Regions from separate parts of the Homo sapiens genome. Here region 1 is linked to region 2. Evidence: chromatin loops called from intact Hi-C (ENCODE). Cell type or tissue: CD14-positive monocyte. All regions are shown on one strand. Each heading gives the region's core, and the rest is flanking DNA. Links, peaks and the distances in the headings are about the cores only.

What was found. Hi-C counts contacts between places; a loop is a spot of excess contacts. Peaks named below come from ENCODE experiments on the same cell type or tissue, not always from the same donor. Only the 100,000 strongest peaks of a DNase experiment are listed, where the experiment ranks them.
Region 1: it touches region 2 in a loop (2.8-fold over the local background); 66 of 110 quality-filtered maps call a loop at or near these places.

The regions. Positions count from the first base shown.
Region 1 is chr19:16,115,062-16,123,665 of GRCh38, reverse strand. RAB8A (RAB8A, member RAS oncogene family) reads right to left here. Exons shown (of 8, transcript NM_005370.5): 2 at 5,380-5,440; 3 at 1,856-1,916. HSH2D-AS1 (HSH2D and RAB8A antisense RNA 1) reads left to right here. Exons shown (of 2, transcript NR_199156.1): 2 at 1-1,827. Among named protein-coding and RNA genes, the nearest start is that of RAB8A, 7.5 kb to the right of the region's middle. RefSeq lists enhancers at 3,543-3,592, 4,013-4,062, 4,543-4,602, 4,763-4,852, 5,983-6,232. In CD14-positive monocyte, for the core only: no CTCF peak of the experiment used is centred there; DNase peaks (open chromatin) are centred at 3,955 and 4,895; H3K4me3 peaks cover 2,761 bases; H3K27ac peaks cover 7,618 bases.
Region 2 is chr19:16,058,728-16,068,673 of GRCh38, reverse strand. LINC01855 (long intergenic non-protein coding RNA 1855) reads right to left here and starts at 2,987. Exons shown (of 3, transcript NR_146442.1): 1 at 2,919-2,987; 2 at 2,638-2,806; 3 at 2,362-2,569. It also overlaps a transcript of TPM4 not described here. RefSeq lists enhancers at 481-775, 1,541-1,835. In CD14-positive monocyte, for the core only: CTCF peaks have their summits at 1,962 (motif pointing left), 5,566 and 5,772; DNase peaks (open chromatin) are centred at 1,953, 3,233, 4,593 and 5,723; H3K4me3 peaks cover 342 bases; H3K27ac peaks cover 547 bases.

The DNA.
Region 1 (8,604 bases), core at 1-8,000, 56 kb before region 2:
GACCCAAGGAGCTGGATTTTCAATGTTTTTTAAAATTAATTAATTAATTAAGTAGTTAAGCGACGGATACTTGCTCTGCTGCCCAGACTGGAGTGCAGTGGTGCAACCTCGGCTCACCGCAACCTCCGGCTCCCAGGTTTAAGCGATTCTCCTGCCTCACCCTCCTGAGTAGCTGGGATTACAGGCATCCGCCACCACGCCCAGCTAATTTTTGTATTTTTAGTAGAGATGGAATTTTACCATGTGGCCAGGCTGGTCTCCAACTCCTGACCTCAAGAGATCTACCCACCTCGGCCTCCCAAAGTGCTGGGATTACAGGCATCAGCCACTGCGCCTGGCTGGATTTTCAATGTTAATTGGGTAAATTCAAATAGCCACATGCAGCCAGTGGTGGCATCTGTTCAGGTTGGCCTGGGTCTAGGAGGATGGAAAGCCACGATCATCTTGGTGCTGGTTGAGGATGTGGGTGCTAGAGACAAACAGCCCAGCCCAGCCTAGCCATTTACCTGCTGAGTGAACTTCAGCGGGGCAGGCCACCGGGCCAAACCTCAGGTTCTTTGTTATAAAACAGGGATGACAATGGCGCCTGCACAAAGAGGTTCACAGCCAAAATGCAATGAGATAATCTGAGCTAAGACCTGGGCCCACTGCCTGGTGCAGGGGAGGGCTTGGTGGTCAGGGCAGGGTGGAAGGTGGCTATTTGGGCCCAGAGAAGATCGGGACAGGCCCCAGGTCACAGTTTTCTCCAGAGGCTGAAGCTCCCCAAGACCCCAGTGCCCTCAGGCCGCCTGCCCACCCTCCACCAGAGAACTGTGAGGTGGGGGGAAAGAAATACATTAATTTTACTGAGGCACACTAAGGCTGCAGCCCACACGAGTGGGTTGCCATGAGGTTTCGGATGCCGTGTGGGATGCTCTAAACACATAATGCCTCCTTCCATCTCCACCCTCCACAAGTCTTTCCTGAGCAACTACTGCAGACCCAGCAGGTTCCCCGGGGCCAGGCAGATGGCAGGGACCAGGATGTGGCGCTGCCCTCATCGAGGAAACAGGCAGCTGCCTGAGCAATTAAATGATGGGGTATGCGGAGGAAAGAGTGGGGAGCAGAGGGACCTGGGAATGGGGAGAGGCAGCCGTTTATCCTCAGCACAGCCCGAGACACAGTGCTGTGCTCCGTTCCCTTTTCCAAGTCAGGAGATGGAGCTCAGTGGGCAAGCCAGGGTCTCAGGTCAGGTCCAGGGGCTCCACCTCCTGCTCCCTCTACCCCTGAATGCCCTGCCATGTACACACAGGGCCCCTGACACAGGACCTCGTCCCATCCCTGGCCGCCTTCTGCATCTAGTTAAGGCCTGGCCCAGAGAAGGTGCTTGAGAAATGTTTTGAGGGATGATGACTGAGTCTTCCCATCACGTCATCCCGCCTCAGGCCTGGGTGACGGATATAACGGCCGACAGCCCAGGGCAGGTCAGCTCCTGGAAGATCTTCAAGCTTTTGGTAGCAAATTTCAGAGACAGATGCAGGTCATGTGACAGCTCCTAAAAGTCGGGGCATGCCGGCTTTAACTGCACTGAGCTCACCTGGAAGAACCGGCTTCCTGTGTCTTTCTTCATTCCCAAAGAATTATGTTTCCACTTTATTTAAACCTTGCATTGTCTCTGCAGCCAGAAGGGGAGGTATGTACATGGGGGTAGGCCGGGGCACAAAGCCTGTTCCTAAGACTAACTTGGGACCAAGGAGCCCTGAGGAGTTGGGGCACGGGCTCCACAGAAACATCTAGGCTTCGGTAACCAATGCACAGTGACGCTCCCATGTTGACTTAAAAAGCAGATAAAAACAACCAAACAAAAAGTCCCTACCATTGCACCCCTGTAGTAGGCCGTTGTGATCGTCCGAAACCGTTCCTGACCGGCTGTGTCCCTAAACATGAAGAGAAGGGATATTAGCAACATTAAAGGAAAATAACTGTCCTCAGTAGGAGACAAGGAGCATCTACCCGGGATGCCTGGCTTTCTCACCGTTCAGCCACTGTGATACCTTCTTCTGCTAAGGCAGCACCTTCTAATCTCCCTATTATTACAGGGAAGGACACTGTGGCCTGGAGGGGTCATTTGATGTGGCAGAGCCATGATGGGATCCCTGACCCATGCGCCTTCTCCTCTTCTGCACCTTTGCTTCCAGGGAATTCTCCCTGGAGTTTCTGGTTCACAGAAGAGCCAGTCATGTGGCTCAGGAACATAGCTCTTGCTGTTGAGGGTGGCTGGGACTCAGGAAAAGCTTTCAGGCCTGCCATCTTGGTTTGAATGATGGGGAAAGTCCCTCCTCATCTGCATGACAAGGAACACAGGGCCTATTGCCCGGGAGGTGATGCCTGGGTAAGACATACCCATGCCCAGTCCAGCTCCTGGCTTGAAGGGTACTTAGTGTTTGGTTTAAAGGTAGGTAACCTAACTGGCCGGGCGCAGTGGCTCACATCTGTAATCCTAGCACTTTGGGAGGCCGAGGCAGGTGGACCACCTGAGGTCAGGAGGTTGAGACCAGCCTGGCCAACTTGGTGAAACCCCGTCCCTACAAAAAATACAAAAATTAGCCAGGCATGGTGGCACGTGCCTGTAATCCCAGCTACCTGGGAGGCTGAGGCAGGAGAACTGCTGGAACCCAGGAGGTGGAGGCTGCAGTGAGCCGAGATTGCACCACTGTACTCCAGCCTGGGTGACAGAGCAAGACTCCGTCTCAAAAAAAAAAAAGGTAACCTAACTGGCCTGGTGCAGTGGCTTACATCTGTAATCCCAGCACTTTAAGAGGCCGAGGCGGGTGGATCACCTGAGGCCAGGAGTTCGAGACCGGCCTGACCAACACAATGAAACCTCATCTCTACTAAAAATACAAAAATTAGGCGGGCATGATGGCGTGGATCTGTAGTCCCAGCTACTTAGGAGGCCGAGACACAACAATCGCTTGAACCTGGGAGGTGGAGGTTGCAGTGACCTGAGATCGTGCCGCTATATTCCAGCATGGGTGACAGAGTAAGACTCTGTCTCAGGAAAAAAAAAAAAAAAAGCCAGGCGTGTTGGCTCACTCCCGTAATCTCAGCACTTTGGGAGGCTGAGGCCAGCAGATCACCTGAGGTCAGGAGTTTGAGATCAGCCTGACCAACATGGTGAAACCCTGTCTACTAAAAATACAAAAGTTAGCCAGGCATGGTGGCAGGTGCCTGTAATCCCAGCTACTCGGGAAGCTGAAGCACGAGAATTGCTTGAACCAAGGAAGTGGAGGTTGCAGTGAGCTGAGATCATGCCACTGCACTCCAGCCTGGGTGACAGAGTGAGACTTTGTCAAAAAAAAAAAAAAAAAAATTAAAGGTGACCTAACTGATTGGTGACAGAGCCAGGGCAAGACTCAGGTCTTTTGTCTCCAAGCCCAGGGTTCCTCCCACGGCCCTGCTGGGACCCGGAGGGCTCTATACGTCTGGATTGTGCAGAAACACCTTGCTTGGAGCTAAGCTGACTTTCTGACACCAGCAGCAGGAGACATGAGTGGTTAAAAACAGTCATTTTTGCCAGGTGCGGTGGCTCACGCCTGTAATTCCAGCACTTTGGGAGGCCGAGGCGGGTGGATCACCTGAATTCAGGGGTTCGAAGCCAACCTGGCCAACATGGCGAAACCCCGTCTCTACTAAAAATACAAAATTAGCCGAGCGTGGTGGCAGGCACCTGTAATCCCAGCTACTTGGGAGGCCGAGGCAGAAGAATTGCCTGAACCCAGGAGGCGGAGGTTGCAGTGAGCCAAAATCGTGCCACTGCACTCCAGCCTGGGCAACAAGAGCAAAACTCTGTCTCAAAAAAACAAAGAAACAAAAAAAAAAACCAGTCATTTTTTTTTCAACTACAGTCCTTAGAAGAGTTTTGAGTCACTAACCTCACCACGATTGCTAAGAGCAGAAGCAGGAAGGCAGGAGGAAAGTGAAACTTCTGCTTGCTGATGCAGTGTCACTTTGGACTTGGGAACAAAGGGTGACATGGCACCAACGTGCTGGAAGTGGAGAAACTTCCATGGCTTGGAACTTACAAGGCAGCCAGAGCTTGACTTACTACCAATGTCTGCAGGATGAACTGCAAGTTAAACCTACCCGACTCCCAAAGTCAGATTAAGAGGTGAACAGTAGGGCCGGGCGTGGTGGCTCACGCCTATAATCCCAGCACTTTGGGAGGCCGAGGTGGGTGGGTCACCTGAGGTCGGGAGTTGGAGACCAGCCTGACCAACATGGAGAAACCCCGTCTCTACTAAAAATACAAAATTAGTTGGGCGTGGTGGTGCATGCCTGTAATACCAGCTACTTGGGAGGCTGAGGCAGGAGAATCACTTGAACCCGGGGGGCAGAGGTTGCGGTGAGACAAGATCGCGCCATTGCACTCCAGCCTAGGCGACAAGAGCGAAACTCCGTCTCAAAAAAAGAAGAAAAAAAAAGAAGAGGTGAATAGCACCTGGAGTCAAGGGTAGCTGTGGGGCTCCCTGAAACTGGCAAGTGGGGGTGACCGGTCAAACTTTGAGACTTGAGGGAGGATGACTTCGTGGCCCATCTCCTGGCACACTGCTCCCACTCAAAGGCACTTGCCTGGTTTGGGTGACAGGGAAATTGCACCATGCTCTTAAATGTGACTTCTCTTTGTTTTGCTCAGGGCCAGTGACTCTGTGCGAGTGGCATGTGTGCAGGGCAGGACCCCACTATACCCGCCACCTGAACTCAGTCTCAGCAAACTAGAATCAGGCCAGCGATGGCGACTTGGAGTCTCCCCACTTCCCTAATTGTATGTGCATGGGAAGTCACCCTTAGTTCTCAGGAATGGAAACAGGTCTCAACATGGGGCCCGGCCCTCCGCTTAATTTCGGTTTGGGGTTTCGGTCTGTACGCTAGGAAGGGAGGCCAGGCCTGCCCCAGGGGAGAAAAGAGGAAGTGAAGTTGGACCTTTATGCTTCTGAGTGGGTTGAGAGGCTCAAAAGGAAACTCTCGGCTGGGGCATCTCACAGTCCCTGCAGGCGTCACCAGCACCTGGCACTGAGAGGGCTCTCTTCCCGTTCAACAGAAGCAGCCCACTCTGAAGGCCAGACCCAGATGGTGCCCACTGTGGAACACTGAGCTAGCCAGGGCTGGGCAGCTTTGTGCCTATGATGCTGTAGGCCCTGGTGCCCTGCAGCCAGCAGAGGACAGCTCTCTGGGCTGGGTATAAACCTCCAGGAGCTTCTGGAGAAAGCCCCATGTGCCAGGACTGGGCACCAAGAAATGGAGGCCAAGGTCACAGGGACGGTGGAGGGAGAAGGCCAAGGGCTTCTGGCTTGAAGCCATTGCCAGGTGGAGAGAATGACAGAGAACAATGACTCTTACCATATCTGCAGTTTAATTCTCTTGCCATCGAGCTCTATGGTCCTAATTTTAAAGTCAATTCCTGAAAGAAAAAAGAAAAAAGGCACGTCACTGTCAGCCCATTTCCCAAGTTGTGTCTGAGCTGGGCGCCACCAACCTGTGCAGGTGACAGCTGTTGTGGCTTACGGAGACCCTGCCTGGTGCTGGGCATGCAGGATGTCGGAATATCCAGATCTGGAAACACTTGGAGATATTTTCCCTCTCCAAGAGCTGATGGGAGCAGTGCAGAGCAAACCCAGGGGGCGCGGGTGGCAAAGCCCTGCTCTTGTCCCTTGCTGCCAGCTGAACCCGCCTCCCCACCCCAGGCAGTTGTACGGAGTGGGTCTCAACAGAGCCCTCTGCAGGCCTGAGTCCCTTGCTCCCCAACACCCTGCAGCTGACCAACCCCCAGGCACACAGGGCCTTAGGCCCCACCATGCGTCAATGCACATGGTCACGTTCTCTCCTGCCCCCAGCTTTTGTACATGCTATTCATTTTCTGCGGGTGGTCTGTGTCCCACTGGCCCGTCAGCTAGGCACACTTCTCCTCCTTTAAGGCCCCCTTGAAGATCACCTCCTAACAAGCCTTCCTGACCCCATCTTCCTTGTCTCTCACCTCCCGCTTTCATCCCCTTTCCCCACGGTGACCTCGCAGCCACCTTGATGTTCCCCAGGCTCCCACTGTTCACCCGCAGTCCCCTCCCCAGCCTTCAAAAATATAACCCTAACCATGTTACACAGCTAACCTCTGCTCCAAACTTACTTTCTTTTTTTTTTTTTGAGATGGAGTCTCGCTCTGTCGCCCAGGCTGGAGTGCAGTGGCACAATCTTGGCTCACTGCAGCCTCTGTCTCCCAGGTTCAAGTGATTCTCCTGCCTCAGCCTCCCGAGTAGCTGGGACCACAGGTGCCTGCCACAATGCCCGGCCAATTTTTGAGTTTTTAGTAGAGATGGGGTTTCACCGTGTTGGCCAGGCTGGTCTCAAACTCCTGACCTCAAATGATCTGCCTGCCTCAGCCTCCCAAAGTGCTGGGATTATAGGCATCAGCCACCGCACCCGGCCCTCTGCTCCAAACTTTCTAGTATGTCCACCAACAGATGAATGGATGAACAAAATGTGGTCCAACCATACAACAGAATATGACCCAGTCATAAAAAGGAACGGAGTACTCATCCATGCTATACAATGTGGATGAACCTTGAAGACAGGATGCTGAGAGAAGCCAGACACTAAAGGTCACTTAGTGTGAGATTCCATTAACAGACATGTCCAGCATAGGCTCATTCATAGAAACAGAAAGCTGATTAGCAGTTGTCTGGGGCTGGGGGGGCACATGGGGAAACTGGAAGGGTTGGTATCCTTTTTTTTTTTTTTTTTGAGATGGAGTTTCTCTGTCACCAGGCTGGAGTGCAGTGGTGCGATCTTGGCTAGCCTGGAGTGCAGTGGTGCGATCTTGGCTAGCCTGGAGTGCAGTGGTGCAATCTTGGCTCACTGCAACCTCTGCCTCCCGGGTTCAAGTGATTCTCCTGCCACAGCCTCCCAAGTAGCTGGGACTGCCGGCACGCGCCACCATGCCCAGCTAATTTTTCTATTTTTAGTAGAGACAGGGTTTCACCATGTTGGCCAGGCTGTTCTCGATCTCTTGACCTCGTGATCTGCCCACCTCAGCCTCCCAAAGTACTGGGATTACAGGCGTGAGCCACTGTGCCACCGTGCGTGCCTGGCCTTGGGTTGGTGTCTTTTTGGCATAATAAAAATGTTCCCAAATTGCCTGTGGTGATGGTTGTGGAACTCTGTGAATGTACCCAAAGCCACTGAATTGTACACTGCAAATGGGTGAACTGTATGCGAATTCTATCTCATAAAGCTATTTTTTTTTAAAGCCTCTTTCAGTGGCTTCCCTGCCCCACTTCCCTCGAATAAAGTGGAAACAGCTGCTCATGTGTGTCAAGGTCCTGCCTAACCTGGTCACCTCTCAGCACTCTGGCTCATGACCTGCTCTCTCTGGCCACACCATCCACACAGCGATTTCCTCAACATTCCAAGCATGCTCCTGACTCGGGGCTTTGATGTTTGCTCTTCCCTGCCCTGGAAAGTTCTTTCTTCTGTAGCTACCTGGCTATCCCTTTGTTCAGGTTCCCATTCAAGTTCCCTCCTCAGGGGAACCTTTCTGACCATCCTCATCAGTTCTCCCTTTACCTATTTATTAACATAACTGACATACATGTATGTATCTGCTGCATGGACCTGGGCATAATGCTTGCAGATCATAATGGCCCATGTAGATGAGAAACAGCCAGACCCAGCCTTTGCCACCAGGAGTTTGTTCAAGTGCCTGCTGGGGAAGACTTGAGGCCCAGGCCTGGCTGGGCCTCTCTGAACCCAGGGTGGGGATGCTAATTCCATCCATCCAGCCCCAGCACTGGACTTTCGCCCTCTCAAACGTAAGCTCCCTGGGGCAGGGAACTGACAAGTCTCATCCACTGCTATTACCTCCAGTGACTGAACACACAGGGGTTGAATACACATTTGCTAGAAGCTGGTACCCCAGTCCTGCACGCACCTTGACTCACCTGTGTCCTTTCTGCAGCCCTCTTGCCAAAATGGCTGCCTGGCCCACAGAAGACACTGGCAAAATATGGCTGGATCAAAGTATTAAAGCGCAACAGGGTCTACGCGGTGTTGAGCGGTTCACAAAGCACTTTCTCAAATGCCAACCCTTTCACTGGAGGAATCAATGGGCCCCTGAGGAGGCAGTGGCGCCGAGCCAGGCTGGTGAGAACCCATTCCAGGGAGCTACAGGGCCAAGTTCACACCACAAATGATCTATGGGGCTTCTGAGAATAGGCTTTGATGAAATGTAACTTTTGGCAAAATGTTAAGGATTGAGTGGCAGAAAATGAATAGCCACTCAATCCTTGTCTATAAAGAAAACCCAGAGGTACACTCAGCCAATATAGAATTGCTTCTTTTTTTTTTTGGAGACAGAGTTTTGCTCTGTTGCCCAGGCTGGAGTGCACTGGCACAATCTTGGCTCACTGCAACCTCTGCCTCCTGGATTCAAGCGATTCTCCTGCCTCAGCCTCCTGAGTAGCTGGGAATACAGGCAAGCGCCACCACGTATGGCTAATTTATGGAATCACCTTTAAGCATTAAGGTGATACTGCTTCAGGACTAGACAGCCCAGTGTGCCTGGGCTTCCTAAAA
Region 2 (9,946 bases), core at 848-8,847:
TGCTCAAACACACAAATATGTGTACACACACAGACATGTGCAGAAATGCTTAAACACATAGATACACACAGACACACGCTCAAACATACACAATACATGTACACACAGACACAAATGCTCAAACATGCAGATACACACACAGACACACACAGAAATGCTCACGCACACACACAGAGAATTGCTCAAACACACACAAATGGCCGGGCGCAGTGGCTCATGCCTGTAATCCCAGCACTTTGGGAGGCAGACGCGGGCGGATCACTTGAGGTCAGGAGTTTGAGACCAGTCCGGCCAACATGGCGAAATCCGGTCTCTACTAAAAATACAAAATTAGCCGGGTGTGATGGTGGGTGCCTGTAATCCCAGCTACTCGGAGGCTGAGGCAGGAGAATCGCCTGAACGCAGGAGGCGGAGGTTGCAGTGATCCGAGATTGGGCCACTGCACTCCAGCCTGGGCCACAGAGCGAGACTCTGTCTCAAACACACACACACACACACACACACGCACACATGCACACACACACCAGAGGCAAACACGCACACACGTACACACACACGTACACACACATACGCTCAAACACACGCAAATACACACACACAGCATGTCCCCAACCGCCCTATCTAGTACACAACCTCCCAGCGCAAACGACACCTCGCTCACGAACGTTCTCACTCTCCCTCCCCCGCCAACTCTCTCTCTGTCAAACTCACTTTGTTCGCACTGGCCCTGCTGGGGGTGGGTCCGATCGTCACCCCTCTTCCAGCCCAGGACCCCATCCAAGGAAGGCAATGGTCCCCTCGCTCTTCCTCCGCCAAAGCATCAGCCTCCTATCCTCCCGCAGGTGTCTGCGACCCCCAACTGGGCTCCAGACCCCGGCCTTCCGCACAGAGAGGACTCCCAGCAGCCCGGAGCGGCCCAGCGGAGGGCACCTCACCTGCTTGCACTTGTCCTCAGCGGCTTTCTTATCCGCCTCCGCCTGCTCCGCGCGGTCGATGGCATTCTCCTTGTCCAACTTCAGCATCTGCATTTTCTTCTTGATGGCCTCCATGGCTGGGCGCTGGCGTGGGGGACGTGGGGTGCGCGGCGGGCTCTGTGGGGGCTGCGGCAGTCAGGGGCTGTGGCTGTGGGGCAGAGTGAGCCTGGCAGGGTGGAGGAGAGGGCCTTATAGCCTCCCGGGGTGCCTCCGCCCTCCTGCCAGGCGAGTCTTGGAGGAGGCCCAAGCCCAGGCCGGCCGGGCCAGCCGCCACTCGCTTGCTCAGGAGGACTTGGCCAGCTCACCGTGCTCCCGGCAGCCCTCGCCTTATTTGGACCTAGGATTTTCTTAAAGGAAGAAAAAAAAAAGGTCCTAGCTGTTTCCATTTTTAACCTGGTGACACAGGTCCCGCGTGGGCGTGTCCCGGGCAGGACCTAGGGTGGGGGCTGCTCTGGGCTGCCTCAGTTTCCCCATCCATCGTTGGGAGGAATGAAGAGGGCTGTGGGTGGGCTCGGGGTCCCGGTGCTGCAATGTGGGGAGGCGCCTGTCTTTTCTGCCTTGGTCTTGTCTGTGGCCCACTGAGTACCTGGTCCCCTAAAAATGGGAAAGTACTTGTTAAGTAAAATGAGCAATTCCCCGTTTCCCCCCTCCCCCACCGCCCACACACACACTTTTCTCTGCCTAGGAAATGTAGGAAACGTCTATTTATCTTTCAAGGCCCAGATCCAATGGCCCCTCCTTCAGGAAGCCGTCCTGGATTCCTAGACAGACTTTTGGACTTCCTGCCTAGCATCAAGCTTTCTCCTCCCCTCTAGGTCCTGCCTCTCTAGTATCAGGGATTAGGCCTCCACCCTATTTCCGGCCACCACCCCCAGGGAGCCTTCCTGGATTTCTCCCACCTCTTTCTGCCATGCCCCTGTCTCTCTTCTGGTGACTGTCGCTGTGTCTCTCTCCATCTCTCCATCTCTTCTGCCCCCCTGTGGCTTCTACTGCTTGTGGCTCATGACAGGGAGAAGGCCACTCAATCAACTGATCTGGGCCATCTCTGAAACTCTTGGAGCCCAGGGCAGGCTCCTGCTGTCCTCTCTAGATCTCAGGTCTTCCTTTCCTCCCTCTTGTGCTGGGAATCAAGGTGTGGCTCCCCAGTTCCCAAAGAACAGGAGACGGCCTTAGTGCCTTAGCTCCCCGCTTAAGACTCTGCCCCCAACTCTCTCCACACTGGACCCCTGTACTCCAGTTTTCCCACCCCCAGGCCTTTGTGCCGTCCATCTCCTTGACCCTACTATGCCTCCGTTCTCCCCTCCAGCAATCAAGGGCAGGATTTGCTGACTCCAGAAAGCTTTTTCCTTCCTTAGATAGTAGAGCTAAAAGAATAAAACAAAAAGAATTTTTTTTTTTAAAGAGAAAGTTTAATTTATTGGCTCATTCATTCAGGCACTGAATTCCTGTCACATGCTGTGTCCTAGCAGCGCACACTCAGCATGTGGGAGCTGTTACTATTATTGTTATTATTCAAGCATCATTTATGAGATGTGAACTCTTTGGGGCAGGCCATGGGGCTGGGTCTTGTCTGTGGTCTTCTGAGTACCTGGCCCCTAGAAGATAGGAAAGTGTTTGTTAAAATGAAACACACACACACACACACACACACACACACACACACTTCGCTGCCTAGGAAACTTCTATTCATCCTTCAAGGCCCAGATGCAATGGCTCCTCCTCTAGGAAGCCTTCCTGGATTCCTAGACAGACTCCTGGACTCCCACCCAGCATCAAGACTCCTGTGTGGGATGAAGTGGAGGTAGGGAGGCCTCCTTGTTTTCTGCCCAAGGCTGTAGAGGAAACAGGATCGTGGAAGAGATGGGTAGTGGTCAGTGCCACTGGGGACTGTAGGTTCGGGCCAAGAGTGTCCAGCTTCCCTCTGCCCCCTCCCAGCTGCCTCACTGTTCATTAAGCCAGCTTCCTTCTCTTTGTCATGGTGAAAACTTCACCCCTGTTGGTGCAGGGGCTGAAAAGGTAGCAAATAGAACATTCTAGAACTTCTTTCATGCGCTAAAGACATTGACTTCTCCCTGTGTTCCGGAGTTAAGGGGGCCAAGCCCAGACCCCTCCCCAACTCCGTTCTTCATCCTCCTCCCTTATCCCACCCCTCCCCCATGCTACACAGACAGTTTCGTCCTGTGACAAAAGCAGACCAGAATAATTGCATCTCGAGGGACGTCAGTCATGATGAAAGGACCCTGGGTGGATAATGAAGAAATGCTGTTCATGGACTAAGCCTAGCAGATGACTCACAGATCCCACTTTGAGCCATAAGCTGGAGGGGGGGGCACTGTTTTTATTCCCCTCTTTTTTTTTGAGACAGAGTCTTGCTCTGTCACCCAAGCTGGAGTGCAGTGGCATGATCTTGGCTCACTGCAACCTCTGCCTCCCAAGTTCAAGTGATTCTCCTGTCTCAGCCTCCCGAGTAGCTGGGACTACAGGTGCCTGCCACCACCCCTGGCTAAATTTTTGTATTTTTAGCAGAGACGGGGTTTTGCTATGTTGGTCAGGCTGGACTCCAACTCCTGACCTCATGTGATCCACCCACCTTTGCCTCCTAAAGTGCTGGGTTTACAGGCATGAGCCACTGTGCCTGGCCTTTTATTCCCATTTTTACAGAGGAGGAAATTGAGGCTGGCCCTCTATGTCAGAGGCCATCCAGCCAGGTGAGGCAGCTGCAACGTAGGCCCCTTTGCCTTTACAATGAACTCCAGGAATGAGCTGCGGTTATAAGCCCCTCCCTGTGTTACAAATAGGGAAACTGAGGCCCAGAGTGACTCACCCACAGTCACCCAGCTTGTGAGTGGCCCAGCTGACTCTAGGACCGAGCTGGCAAGAAGTCCTAAGACTCCCTCACCCACCCCGCTCTGCCACAACCAGGCCTCCATGCCCACCATTTCTCATTCTCTTCACTATCTCAGGCTGAGTCATCAGAGGTCAGTCCTGATGTCCTCTCCACCCCTGCTGTCCCCCGCTGTGTCCCCAGAGACCCTGGGACCAGCCTCGCCGCAGGTGGTGTGGCTAATTCCAGGCCTGACACCACCGACCTCGGAAAGAGATTCCTCCCGCAGGAGATATCTGCGTGCTTCATGGCCTTGTAGGGAAGACCCTTGTCCCTGGTACGGTTTCTTGCAAAGGGAGCTCCCAGAGGTGGAGTCTGATGCGGAGGAGGGGAGACACAGGCTAGGAATGGCGCTAGGACTAGCTGCATGACCCCATCAGCATCTTTAGTGTGTCGTCTGCAGCCTTGGTAATGGACTTACATCCCCTCTGGGCATGAGCTCCAGGGAACACCCCAGGAGCCCTGGTCAGGGCCGGGAGGGTCATTTGGGGTTCCCGGACGCTGGGGGCCCTGCCCCAGCTGTTCAGGCTGTGTATTCTGGAGCATGAGGCAGGTGGAGGCTGCCATTTATAGCTCAGGAGTGAGCTTCCCTCCTGCACTACAACCTCTCCAACTGGGGGCTTCTAAGGACAGGATGGGGGAAAGAGAACAGCCCATCAGCATCCCAGCCACCTCCCAGTCATGAGACCCAGAGTCATTTATCAAGCATCTACTACCATGTGCGTGTTTTTGGAACACTGTGGTGGACATGACTCATCCCAGTGGGGCAAGACAACCAATAACTGCAATTATGGAATGAATTACAATAGGGCAAATGACTGTCTTTTGATACAAAAGTTCAAGGAGGTCAGGCAAAATGGCTCACGCCTGTAATCCCAGCACTTTGGGAGGCTGAGGTGGAAGGATCACTTGAGGTCAGGAGTTTGAGGCCAGCCTGGGCAGCATAGCAAGACCCCATCTCTACAAAAGATACAAAAACTAGCTGGGCATGGTGGTCTGTGCCTGTCGTCCCAGCTACTCAGGAGAATAAGGTAGTTGAATCACTTGGGCCCTGGAGTTTGAGGCTGCAGTGAGCTTCTTTTTTTCTTTCTTTCTTTTCTTTTCTTTCTTTCTTTCTTTCTTTCTTTCTTTCTTTCTTTCTTTCTTTCTTTCTCTTTCTTTCTTCCTTTCTTCCTTTCCTTCCTTCCTTCTTTCTTTCTTTCTTTCTTTCTTTCTTTCTTTCTTTCTTTCTTTCTTTCTTTCTCTTTCTTTCTTTCTTTCTTTCTTTCTTTCTTTCTTTCTTTCTTTCTTTCTTTCTTTCTTTCCTTCCTTCCTTCCTTCCTTCCTTCCTTCCTTCTTTCTTTCTTTCTTTCCTTCTTTCCTTCTTTCCTTCTTTCCTTTCTTTCCTTCTTTCCTTCTTTTCTTTCTTTCTCGAGACAAGGTCTCACTCTGTTGCCCAGGCTGGAGTGCAGTGGCACAATCGTGGCTCACTACAGCCTAGATCCCCCAGCTTCAATTGATCCTCCCACCTCAGCCCGCTGAGTAGCTAGGACTACGGGCATGTGCCACTATGCCTGGATACTTTTTTGTTTTTGTAGAGGTGGCGTCTTGCTATGTTGCCCAGGCTGGTCTTGAACTCCTGGGTTCAAGTGATCTTCCTGCCTTGGCCTCCCAAACTATTGGGATTACAGGCATGAGCCCCTGTGCCTGGCCTGCCGTGAGCTATTATTGCACCACTGCACTTCAGCCTGGGCATCAGATACCCCATCTCTTAAAAAATGCAAGGACAAATAGTTTATTTGGGAAGTGACCCAAGGAGATACAAGTAGAGGATGGGAAGTGAAATAGGGAAAAGAAAGTAACCATTAAGCATGCATTATGAAACCAGTTACTGCCATGGACAAATAGGGTGCAGTCCCACTGAGGGCCTCTGGAGGCAGCAGAGAGCATGCTCTTTGGAGTTGTCCCAGCTGAGGGGCGAAGGAGCTGGGGTATTTATCCACCAATTCCATGCTGCTGTTGATTGAAGGCTGCTCTTAGGGGCTGTTGATTGTGCTGATCTGCCCTTGTATGGGTCACACTCACTTCAGCAGCTGGAGGAAGACCGCCTCTCCCCCTAGCAGAGAGATGAAGCTGCTAGAAGTACCCCTTGGTGTGGAGAGAAACAGTAGGAACCCAGTGGATCTGGGCAGGCACCCAGAGTGTGAGCTAAATTTTTTTTTTTTTTTGAGATAGTCTTGCTCTGTCCTGCACTCCCAGGCTGGAGTGCAGTGGCACGATCTCGGCTCACTGCAACCTCCGCCTCCCAGGTTCAAGCAATTCTCGTGCCTCAGCCTCCCAAGTAGCTGGGATTACAGGCATGCACCACCACACCTGGCTACTTTTTGTATTTTTGCAAAGACAGGGTTTCACCATGTTGGCCAGGCTGGTCTCGAACTCCTGACCTCAGGTGGTCTGCCCACCTCGGCCTCCCAGAGTGCTGGGATTACAGGCATGAGTCACCACGCCCAGCCTAAAAATGTTAATGCATGCAAAATGCAGGCACCTGATTAGTCTTGGGTGGAAGTCAGGAAAAAGCCTCCCTGAGGAAGTGGCAATTGAGGGAGGCCTGAACGGTGGTGATGGGGTCTATGCGAAGGTCATAGGAGGAAGGGACTGAGGGCAGGTGAGAGTGTCTGCCGTTGAATGCAGAGGTGAGGATGTGGTGTGGTGTGGTGTGGTGGGTGGTGAGGCTGCAGAGATCAAACAACAGAAGAGAGGATGGGGACTGCCCCCAAATGTGTCTCCTGCAGTTTGAGACATGCAAAGAGACCAAGGCAACAGGTGAGTTTACTGAGTTCCAATAGAAAAGAGCAAAAATGTTCTCAGCTTGCACTCTATGGAGTTTCATTTCATGGGGTACAATAGAGTAATAAGATGACAAGGATGACAATAAAAATGACCCTGAAGCTGGGTGCAGTGGCTCACGCCTGTAGTCGCAGCACTTTGGGAGGCAAAGGTGGGAGAATTGCTTGAGCCCAGGAGTTCAAGATCATCCTGAGCAACAGAGCGATACCCCATCTCTACAAAAAATTTAAAAATTAGCTGGGTGTGGTGGCATGCATCTGTAGTCCCAGCTACTCCAGAGGCTGAGGCAGGAGGATCACTTGAGCCCAGGAGTTTGAGTCTGCAGTGAGCCATGCTGGTACCACTGCACTCCAGCCTGGGCAACAGAGTGAGACTCTATCTCTTAATAAAAAAAGAGTTTCTAGACCAGGTGTAGTGGCTCACACCTGTAATCCTGGTACTTTGAGAGGCCAAGGGGTTGGATCCCTTGAGGCTAGAAGTTCGAGACCAGCCTGGCCAACATGGTGACATCCCGTCCCTACTAAAAATACAAAAAAATTAGCCGGGCATAGGTGATGCACACCTGTAATCCCAGGTACTTGGGAAGCTGACAAGTATTGCTTGAACCCGGGAGGTAGAGGTTGCAATGAGCTGAGATTGCACCACTGCACTCCTGCCTGGGCTACAGAGCAAGATCCTGTTTAAAAAAAAAAAAAATTATCCGGGAAGGGGCAAACCATTGGTGGGGCGGGCAAGGAGAAAAGGGCTCTAAGTCCTCCCCAAAGTCTCTGAGCCACACTCCGAGGGAACTGTGTGGGTTAGAGAGCTTGGCCATTAATCCCGTAAAACAGGCATGACCACAAGCTTGGTGGCATCGTCACGATAATTAATAATAATTATAGTTAACACTGACATGTCTTTAATGTGTCCATGCTGTTCTACGTGCCTTGCACACATCAGCTCACTTAATTTTCACAATAACCTCGTGAGATAAGTGCTGCTGTCATTTCCATTTTATAAAAGGAGAAATTGAGGCACAGAGAGGTGAAGTAACTTGCTCAAGCCAGCACAGCTAAGAAGTGGTGGTGTTGGGAGTTGAACCAAGAGTGGCTGACTCCGGATTCTACACATTGACCCACAAACTATAACCTGAGCAGCCTCCCCTATTCAACCTCCTACCTGAGTTACCTTCATGGACAGCCACTGCCCATTAGGTGTCAATGGTGTCATTGGAGAACAATTCTCCACGGGTCTCTTGCATTTCTGTACACCCCAAAATCAGGGGCTCAGACAGCTTTTATTCCAGCTATCTTTTCAAGGATGTTTGTATAGCAAACAGCCTTGGAAGACAGAGTTTCTTCCTGTGAAGCAGAGGGCAGTTTCATTTGCTATCCATATAATAAAGATAATGTCTCCCTCTGGTATTAAAATAGACCAGGTTTGTTTGCAATCAACTATAAAAATCGAGATCTTTAAGCTCAGAGTTCCTTGGCTGTGGAACTAACCCAATGTGGGCTAGTGCAAACACAAAGTTCATGCTGCCTGCTGTGCCATGAGTAATAAAGTCCTTTGTCTCTGATACTGGAGTCTCGTGTCTTCTGCCCACATCCATAAAACTGTAGCAGGTTCAATTGTCCACTTGCAAGTAGGATAAGATCCCAGACTCTTCACAGTTCTTGACAACTACTTGTGTCTCTGGGATGACAACTGTCACCAAGGTGTTTCTCTTGGGATCCTAGATTTGGCCTGGTTAGGTCTCACTTTTACTGCTACCTTTCTTTTCTTTTCTTTTCTTTTTTTCTTAAAGAGACAGGGTCTCACTCTGTTGCCCAGGGTGGAGTTCAGTGATGCAATCATAGCTCATTGCAGCCTCCAACTCCTGGCTCAAGTGATCCTCCTGCCTCAGCCTCCCAAGTAGCTAGGACTGCAGGTGTGTGCCACCACACCTGGCTAATTTTTATTTCTTTCTCTTTTTTTTTAATTAATTTTTACATTTTTGGTAGAGGTGGGATCTTGCTATGTTGCCCAGGCTAGTCTTGAACTCCTGGCCCCTCAAGCTGTCCTCCCACCTTGGCCTCCCAAGTGCTGGGATTCCAGGTGAGATCCTCCATGCCCAGCTAAATGCAGCTACTTTTTATTTATTTATTTATTTATTTTTAATTTTTTAATTTTTAATTTTTAATTTTTTAATATTTTTTGGAGATGGAGTTTTGCTCTTGTCACCCAGGCTGGAGTGCAATGGCACGATCTCGGCTCATTGCAACCTCTGTCTCCTGAGTTCACGTGATTCTCCTGCCTCAGCCTCCTGAGTAGTCAGGATTACAGGGGCCCGCCACCACGTTTGGCTAATTTTTGTATTTTTAGTAGAGATGGGGTCTCACCATGTTGGCCAGGCTGTTCTCGAACTCCTGACCTTAGACGATCCACCTGCCTTGGCCTCCCAAAGTGCTGGGATTACAGGCATGAGCCACTGCGCCTGGTTTGTAGCTACCTTTCAAAGTAGGTGCAGAGTGGGACGGCATACCTTAACTCTTTGCTGCCTGAATAATTTTTTTTTTTTTTTTTTTTTTGAGACAGGGTCTTGCTCTGTCACCCAGGCTGGAGTGCAGTACTGCAATCATGGCTCACTGCAGCCTTGACCTCCTGGGCTCAAGCAATCCTCCTGCCTCAGCCTCCCGAGTAGCTACAGGCATGGATTACAGGCATGCACCACCATGCCCAGCTAAGTTTTTTGGTTTTTAGCAGAGTCGGGGTCTTGCCATGTTGCCCAGGCTGGTCTTGAATTCCTGGGCTCAAGCAATCCTCCCGCCTCAACCTCCCAACGTGTTGGGATTACAGGCATGAGCCACTGCGCCCGGCCTCATGGATTGTTCTTTATAGCACAAGACTTTCCTATGCATTGGAGGATGTTGAGCCACATTCCTGGCCTCTACCTGTTACATGCCAGTAGTATCCCATCCCGTCACCACAGTCAAAACTGTTTCTGGACACGGCCAAATGTCCCCGGGGCTGGGAGCGAGTGAAATCATCCTCCTTGTTGACAATCACTTCTTTAAGGAAGGACCACAATCTTAAGACATCCTTCAAAGCTGCCTTCTTTGGCTTAGGGGGTCCTTTTTAAAATAAGAAATCCCTCTACACTCCCAAATCACAGTCAACCCTCGGTATCCACAGGGGATAGATTCCAAGACCCTCTGAAAATACAAAAAACCCAGGATGCTCAAGTTTCCTTTTTGTTTTTTTTTTTTTTGAGACAGGGTCTTGCTCTGTCGCCCAGGCTGGA